2 separate regions of the Homo sapiens genome follow, and region 1 is linked to region 2. Evidence: read pairs that join two places in POLR2A ChIA-PET (ENCODE). Cell type or tissue: GM12878. All regions are shown on one strand.

Region 1 (4,000 bases), 130 kb after region 2:
TAAATGTTTGAGAAGATGGATATGCTAATTATCCTGATCAGATCGCTATACCTTTTATGTATCAAAAAACTTCACTGTGTATACCCCATAAAAAGGTACAATTATATTTGTTAATTAAAATAAATAAATAAATAAATAATTTTAACAAGCATATAGCTCATAATGCCCAAGTCAACCACTAAAGGAAGAGTAAAGAAATCTTACTTAAAAATTAGTTAATAAATTAAAAAATGGGGAAATAAAATTTTTAAAAATAACTCAAAATCAAGGAAAGAGAGAAAAGAACATTAAACAGGTGAGAGATAATAGAAAATGAATAGTAACGTGGTAGATTAAAACCCCAAAATATCAGTATTTACAGTGACTATATGGAGAATAAATACTTTAATTTCAAAAGATTATTTGCTATAATATAAAAACAATTATTTAAATACTGCTTATTGGCTTCTACTGTTAGAAATATCCTGTGAGGAAATTATACCCTGTTTAACTATTGTTATAATTAAATTATTGTTACAAAACAGAAGATAAATACAGGTGACAGAGCTTGGAAGGAAGGAGAGCAAACAGGAATGGGCAGCTAAGAGAGACATTCTGAAACTGGGTCAATGGTCAATGGTCTTGTTGTTTGAGGTGTTATCCAAGCTTGTTGTCTTGCGACCAAGAGAATTAAGGAGCATGGATACACAAAGGGTGAGGTTGAAGCAAAAATTTAATAAGTGAAAGAAGAAAGCTCTCTGCAGCAGAGAGGGGAGCCCCAGTGGGGTGCTGTTTTACAGTTGAATTCAGAAGCTTTTATAAGAAACTCCTCTTAACTCTGTAGCTGCTTGAGCAAATTCTCTTATCTGTACAGCTGTCTGTGTAATTTCCCTTATCTATGCAGCTACAGATATGTCTCCAGGTAAGCTCAAAGCACAGCTTCTCTTGTTTGTGTAACTGCGGATTTGTTTTAGGTAAGTCCCCCTCCCCTCCCTGTGAAAGCGCCCGTGGAGCCCACCGTGTACATGTCTGAAAAGGGGAGGTAACTTTTTCCTGAGATCCCACCAATCACAAAAAGAACAAAAGGCTTCCATGCTGGACCTTGCCTCCTTATCTGTGCAGCTGCAGCCTGAGTTTTCCCCAGGCTGCTCTACTTGTGCCTGTAGCTGTGATTTTTCAGCTGTTTCTCCAAGGACTAGCCTTAGCCGTCTACCTAACTTTTTGCTTTCCTTCTCCCTAAATTGTATGGTGGATGAAACAAACAAACAAACAAAAAACAGATTTGGCAAGGCTGTTCAAAGTTGTAGAGGTAAGCAGGGAAAAAAAAAAAACTATATTGGGAGGAAAATGGTGGAGAAAAAGTTGAGGGAGGTGTAAAAAGAGCTCAATCTTCAGTAATTGTGGCAAAAATCCAGTGGAGACCGTAGATCAATTTAACATTTGCCATATAAGAACAGTTGCCTCAGGAAGCAGGACTAGGGTAGAGATGTCTTCATTATTTGATTCATTTAACCATGCATATATAATACATTGATTTACATTTAAAAAAATACGTGACTTATACAAACACTTCTGGTAATGGATTTTGAAGAAAAATAAATATTTTTCGTTATTGATGTATCACTTCCACTTACATTCTTGTATTACTAAAAGAGGGACAATCTTCTCATTATTCATTAGAAGATGATTCAAGTACAAAATCAGGCATTGGAGCACCAGAGACCTCACAGTCTCCATAGAGATGGTGCATATTTCAGTGACAGTTATTGTGCCATTTGGATTCTGAGCAAAATATTCCTCTGGTGAGTTAATTAATACTTGTGAGGGGAAAACAGATAGTCGAGGAGTAGGTTTTCTTATAGCTGAATAATTAAGGCTAAGAAAATCTTCAAAGTCCAGATTCAGCTAGAGTTCAGTTCTTAATTCAGATACAGCTGAGGCAAAAAAAAAAAAAAAAAAAAAAAAGGGAGAAACAAAAAGTATGTCATGCTAGATTTATATGATCCCTAAGACTGGTCTTCCCCAAATTTTTATATGGAACCAAAGTATAGGAAACATATCCCTCTCAGATATTTCTCCCCACATTTTACAAAACTTCACAGTACCATTTCCTGTACCCACTGACAGGCCCTCCAATTTGAGAAGAACAGTTGATGTCGTAACTCTCATTCAACCTTACATAAACCCCCAACACTTTAAATGTATGGCAACATAATGAGGAGACACTATGACACTATAATTATTCCTGTAACTTGGTGTTAATTTGAAGACTGGGAATCCCCTGTTCTCTTAGAGTCCTCATCCTTCTTCTTTCTTTCTTTCCTGGCTCTTTTTCTTTTTCTCTCATTTCTCAGCTCTCCAGTATGAAAGTCCTTCATGAATTTCACTCATAGTAAGAATGCTACTAACTGATCTAAACTAAGGGTGTGGTGATTGTGGGCACAATAATTTAATGATAAGAGCAAATAATTCTCCTAAGATCTTCAAAGGTATTGATTTCCTCAGTCCTCTGCTACAGTTTGTTAAGATTGGCAGAAGGCCACAATTTCTTTGCTGGTTGAGAAAAAATTACCAATAATTTTCCCTGACACCACATGGTAGCAGAAAAGGGCATCTGATTAGGTTATTCTCTAATAGGAAGTTAAAGTGAAATTTTTAATTTTCCTGCGATAAGAAAGAAGGGCTTTGGAAAATCTATTAAGTGACATGTATATATGTATGTGTATGCCTCCATGTGTGTGTTTTTGAGGTCTCAAAATATGCAAAAATAATTAAATAAAAATTAGAATTATATTTTCAAAGCTTTCTTTCTAGATAAGATGGAGTAGTTTGCAGGAGGTTAATATTTCTATTGAGAATAACTGTATAAACTGAATTAATTACACAAGAATTTACTTCAAGGCATTGGGCAACTGAAAAGCCAAGAAGAATTAGAGGGAGTAAAATACAGAGAGGAGGGAGTCTTACAGAGGTGAGCTGAGAGTCAGCGGTAACAACCTGGGGTTACTTTTGTCAGTACTCTGTGGGTTGGAAGTTGAGAATCGGGAAACAGATAAACCTTTGGAGTTTCCTGGAATTTTGCAGCCCTAGAGTGAGTGGAGTGACAAATGGAAGACTTTGTAGAGCTTCAGACACATGCCAATTTCTCCCTTAACATCTTGCTGAACTGCAAATCTGCACATGGTGGGAAGTTAAAAGGTAAATCAAAACCTCAGGAAGTCAGAGTGGAACTCTTCCAGACCTAAGATTCTTAGAAGATAAAAATCTCTAGGAAGGAGCACTAGAGATTAAAAGCTCTAAAAAATAGTGTTGAATTCATGCAGTGAAAAGCTGCCAACACCTTTTTTCTGAGGATACTTGTTGATACATGTAAGAATCCAGCTTTGACCTTAAGTAGAACTCTGCTGCTGAGCAACAAAGAAATCAAAAGAGCATTTGGTGATTTCTTGGGCTACAGTAACAAAACTGAAGACTTGAAGAAACTCACACATAGAGTCACCTTCCCCCTCAAAACATTTACCGAATTCTGATTTCGTGCAGAGAAAAAAAACCAAAGAGCTAAGTTCAATCTCTCAACAGCTCAGAAAAAATTCTCGTAGTCTGTTAGGGCTAAGGAGACAAATATGCATTAGTCTCACAATTGAAAGCTCTAGAGGTTCATGCTTTAAAAAGAGTGATAAACCAATTAGAAAATATTTTGAACAGAATTACAATGAAGATATGACATATCAAAACTTGTGATATATAGCTGAAGAAGTGAACAAAGGAAAATGTGTTGCCTTGGATCCACACATTAGAAGAAAAAGGCAGAAAATTGATGATCAGAGCTTCCATGTCAAGATACTAGTAAATCAGCAGGAAATCCAAACTACAGAAAGTAGAAGAAAGAACATAAAAAAGACAAGAGCAAAACTCAATAAAATAAAAGATAAAATAACAACATTCCAGTGGGTATTTACTAGTAAAATTTATACACCCCAGGTGAGCTTAACCAAAAGAAAAAAGAAAGAAAATACAATTT
Region 2 (4,000 bases):
TGACATATTTCACCACAGCTCCCTGCCCCTGGAGAAGCATCGATATGTTGGAAAAACAGGAGAAACAGTGACAAAGTCAAAGAAAGAAGAGACTCAAGGACTTAGGAATAAACCATTGAACCAAAATTGCAGTTAAGGGTAAGTTTCGTCATCTGTAAGCTAAAAATGCACCTTAGTGGTCTTGGGAAAACCAGAGTGTCTTCCATTTGTTAAAACCCACATATCACACAAAATGTCCTAGTTTTAAACTCTTTTCGCTGATAATGCTTTAAAATATACTGACTTTGTGGTATATTTGATTCTACAAGAACCCAGAACAACCTCCAAGTTCAAACAATCTGTTTTTTTAAAAAAAACAAAACAAAACTGCCTATTCTGCATTGTATCTTGAATATCTTAAAGCATCTCAGAAATCTCAAAAAGTGGTACTATTAGTAGATATAACACACTTATCCACACAGTCACACACACGTATACATACAGACATAAAAATTAATAGGTGTATATATACACTTAGTTCAAATAATGAAAACTAAAAATTTTTAAATGGCTGCCTGTTAGAGGGAGGAGAGAATAGTGTGCGATGATTAAGGATGGAAAGGAGACTCCAGTGAATGTACTTTGGTATAGGGTTTGACTTAGAAATAATGAAAATTATTTGCACAATTAAATAATAATACTTCATAAATAAAACGCAATTCCTCAAATTGAAAACAAACTGAAACAAACTTAAATGTATATTAGACTGATGGCATACCACATAGAATAATTATGTCAAGTGACTTCAGTGTTTTGACTATACAAACTTGCAGGGATATATTATAAGAACAGAAAGAACCATAAAGATACTTTAATCTTCATTTTGTGCTTGTCATGGTAATATTGATATTTTTATTTTTATTTTGTTTGTTTCTTTGTTTCTTTTGAGATAGGGTCTTACTCTGTTGTACATACTGGAGTATAGTGGCGTGCTGATAGCTCACTGCAGCCTTGAACTTCTGGGCTCAAGTGATCCTTCCACCTCAGCCTCCCAAAGTGCTGGGATTACAGGAAGGAGCCACCATGCCTAGTGATATTATTGTTTAAAAATAATATGTGGATAATATAGTATACAACAAGTATGTATGTTAATATATTTAGAAATATGGCTTTCTTGTATGCTAAAAATTAACAGAAGTATGGAATTAAAGATTTTAATTAAGAGCCCTGAAATCCAAGTTTTGAATTTATGTATATGAAGTATATACATAAATTCCTAATTTTATTTATTAAGTTGAAAGAAAAAGGGCATGTACATTTCTCTAATCATTAATGATTTTTAAAGCCTTAAATGAAATATTTCCGAATGAAAATCAGTAAAATATTTAAAGAATAATGTACTAGAACTAAGTGAAACGCATCTCCAGGAACAACAAAAACAATACCTCCAGTAGGTAAAAGACAAAAACAACCCTACAGCTCTGTATCATATCCAGAATGCTAAAAAATTGCTCTTCTAGTCATTCATTAATTCACCCAACACATATTTTTGTGTAAGTCTGTTACATGCCAGGCCCTGTGCTAAGCTCTGTGGGGTTCAAACAAATTTTTAGAAGGCTTGTAGCCTGTGAAAGAGCCATAAATAGGCAATTGTCTCACCTAATGATAACTGTGAAGATTAACAGTCATTTGAGTGCTCTGAGAACATGGAAGGGCATCAATCTGGCCTTAGTGTGGTCAAGCATGTTCAGAAGCAGTTTTTCTCATAAGATACAAAATCAAGACACTATAAACAAGGACAGAAACTACAATTTGGTTCTCACAGATGCTTTTAATTAAGAGGTCTTGAAGCATGAAAACTAATGTGAGAGAAAAGCTACTTTTCTCAAACATTCCAAAATCATTGGCCATCCATCAGAATACAGTTGGATATATAAGTAGCTAATTTTATATAATTCCAGCTATGTGCCAGGCAGTGTGCTACAGGTTTTGCATAGTTTATCTCATTTGATCCTCACAACATCCCTATGAGGTAGGAGCCAATGAAAATCTCAGTTGATGAGAAACAGTGCTTAAAGAGGTTGCTCTTTTGCATAAGCCAGTTAAAGTTAGAATTCTGTCATTGGCAAGAAAAAATGTTAATTCATGTATTTACTAAAGCAGGTCCAATTAATGATGCTTTCTGTTTGGAACATTTCATGAATTTTTCCTTGCCTGTAAGATCTTCCACCTAAGATGTGGAAGCAAAGGAGGATAGACCAAGGCTGTGTTGTCATGAGAGCTCGAGCTGCCCATGGCACTGCAAGTGGGGTGCCCATGGGTCATAGGATATGCAACTAAAATGGTACATCAGAGAAGTAGTATGCAGAGCAAATCTAAATCCATGTCCAGGCAGATGGTCCAACCAGGTTGTCTGACTGAAGGGAATAAATGGAGAGAAATGGAAATGGGAAGAAACTGGGTCAGAGTGGGTGGCATGCTTGAAGCAAAGGATAAGTGAAGAAGCTTTGAGGAAAACTTTGTATTATAGAAACATAGTGAAGGTGTTCATCCCTAGAAGATTCTTAATGAAGTCCCAGAAGCTTTCGGATCTTCAGGCTCCTCAACCTTTGGCTCTTTTTTACATTTAAATCATATCTGAGGACAATGGCTTTCAGCTCCAATCAACATTTCTGATGAGGTCTCTGTTAAATGTACACATTGCCAGTGAATATCAGCCAGAATAGGAGACTTTTTTTTATGTGTATGGTTGGGTTTTAAAGAGCCCTGTTGGCTACATCCTTGGTCAGGGAGAGAACTACCTTGCTTGTATAGTTATTTCACCTCTGCATCATCCCACCTCCTGACAATGAAGTTCAAAACATTCCTAGTGACTCCACTACCCCTTGACACCCAGAAAATCAAGAGCGGTTGGCTATTGAGAGAATTTCCTGAAGTGTTTCAACTTGGCTTAGACGCAGTCTTAGCTAATTCCTTTAAAGAAGAAATTTAGAGATGGGGTCTCACTCTCTTGCCTAGGCTGAAACGCAGTATTAGTTAATTCCTGACTGAGAAATGAATTTGTGAACACTCAGCAATAGAGGCAGTAGTCTGTCAAAATATTGTACTCTGAAAAGCCAATTTGCCCATATCCTTTGGTTACAAAACATTTCTCCTTCCACCCACTCTCACTTCTGACCCTGGGAATAGCGGGAAGAGGGCCCTGCCTTATTATTTTGGTCACCTCTCTGTGGGCTATTTTCCTATTTATTCTGGTCAGCCCAATTTCCTGGAGCTGGTCTCTATTCCCAGACCTCCCTGCCCTATTTTGGGGAAAGTTTCTTCACAGGACTTGGCCCTGCCTGATGGTTTCGGTCTCTCTAATTTGGATATCTATAGCCACAGCTCCACTCTTCTTGTCCTTTTAGGACATTGTTTGGGTAAACACTTCAGCCTGGGACTGCAGGATATTGGCTTTATATTGGTTTGGGTTTAAGTGCAGATTCTCAGTGCCTTTGCCAGGGATGCTTTCTCTGCCCTGGTTTGTAACTAGACTCTTCCAAAGTTTTTAATAAATGTTATCACAAAATAAGTGTTGTTATACATAGGGATTTACTTTATCAATGTGATTCATTAAGTTCTCATATTTCTGTTAGCCCCCTGTGCTTTCTGGCTCCCTTCTCTCTGTATGTCACAGAGCCAACTCTCTGTAGTCTCTTTTCCTAAACATCAACACGGATAAGGATAATAATTTGCGCATTCTTCAGCAGGACATTTTAAAGTCTTTGCAATTTGGTTCCAGTTTACACCCCCAGCTTTATCTTTGCCACTTTCTTTCATATCCAATAGACAGAAAAGCATAGCCAGTATCTAAGAACAGAAAACATAAATCATCTTAGCCTTAGAGTCCCTGAATCTTTGCATCTTTGCAGAGATAGCAAGCACATAAATGGGGATCACCATTTGATTGTCTGTTTTTTTTTTTTTTTTTTTTGAGACGGAGTCTTGCTCTGTCACCCAGGCTGGAGCGCAGTGGCGCGAT

Evidence for each region. ChIA-PET counts read pairs that join two places held together with the same protein. Peaks named below come from ENCODE experiments on the same cell type or tissue, not always from the same donor. Only the 100,000 strongest peaks of a DNase experiment are listed, where the experiment ranks them.
Region 1: POLR2A ChIA-PET joins it to region 2 with 6 read pairs; 4 of 35 experiments call an interaction of 5 or more read pairs at or near these places.

The regions. Positions count from the first base shown.
Region 1 is chr3:112,319,053-112,323,052 of GRCh38, reverse strand. The region is part of intron 1 of LOC105374042 (a long non-coding RNA gene); the gene reads right to left. Among named protein-coding and RNA genes, the nearest start is that of CD200, 12 kb to the left of the region's middle. In GM12878, no CTCF peak of the experiment used is centred here; no DNase peak of the experiment used is centred here.
Region 2 is chr3:112,453,955-112,457,954 of GRCh38, reverse strand. No RefSeq gene overlaps it. Among named protein-coding and RNA genes, the nearest start is that of BTLA, 44 kb to the left of the region's middle. In GM12878, no CTCF peak of the experiment used is centred here; a DNase peak (open chromatin) is centred at 1,712; H3K27ac peaks cover 1,661 bases.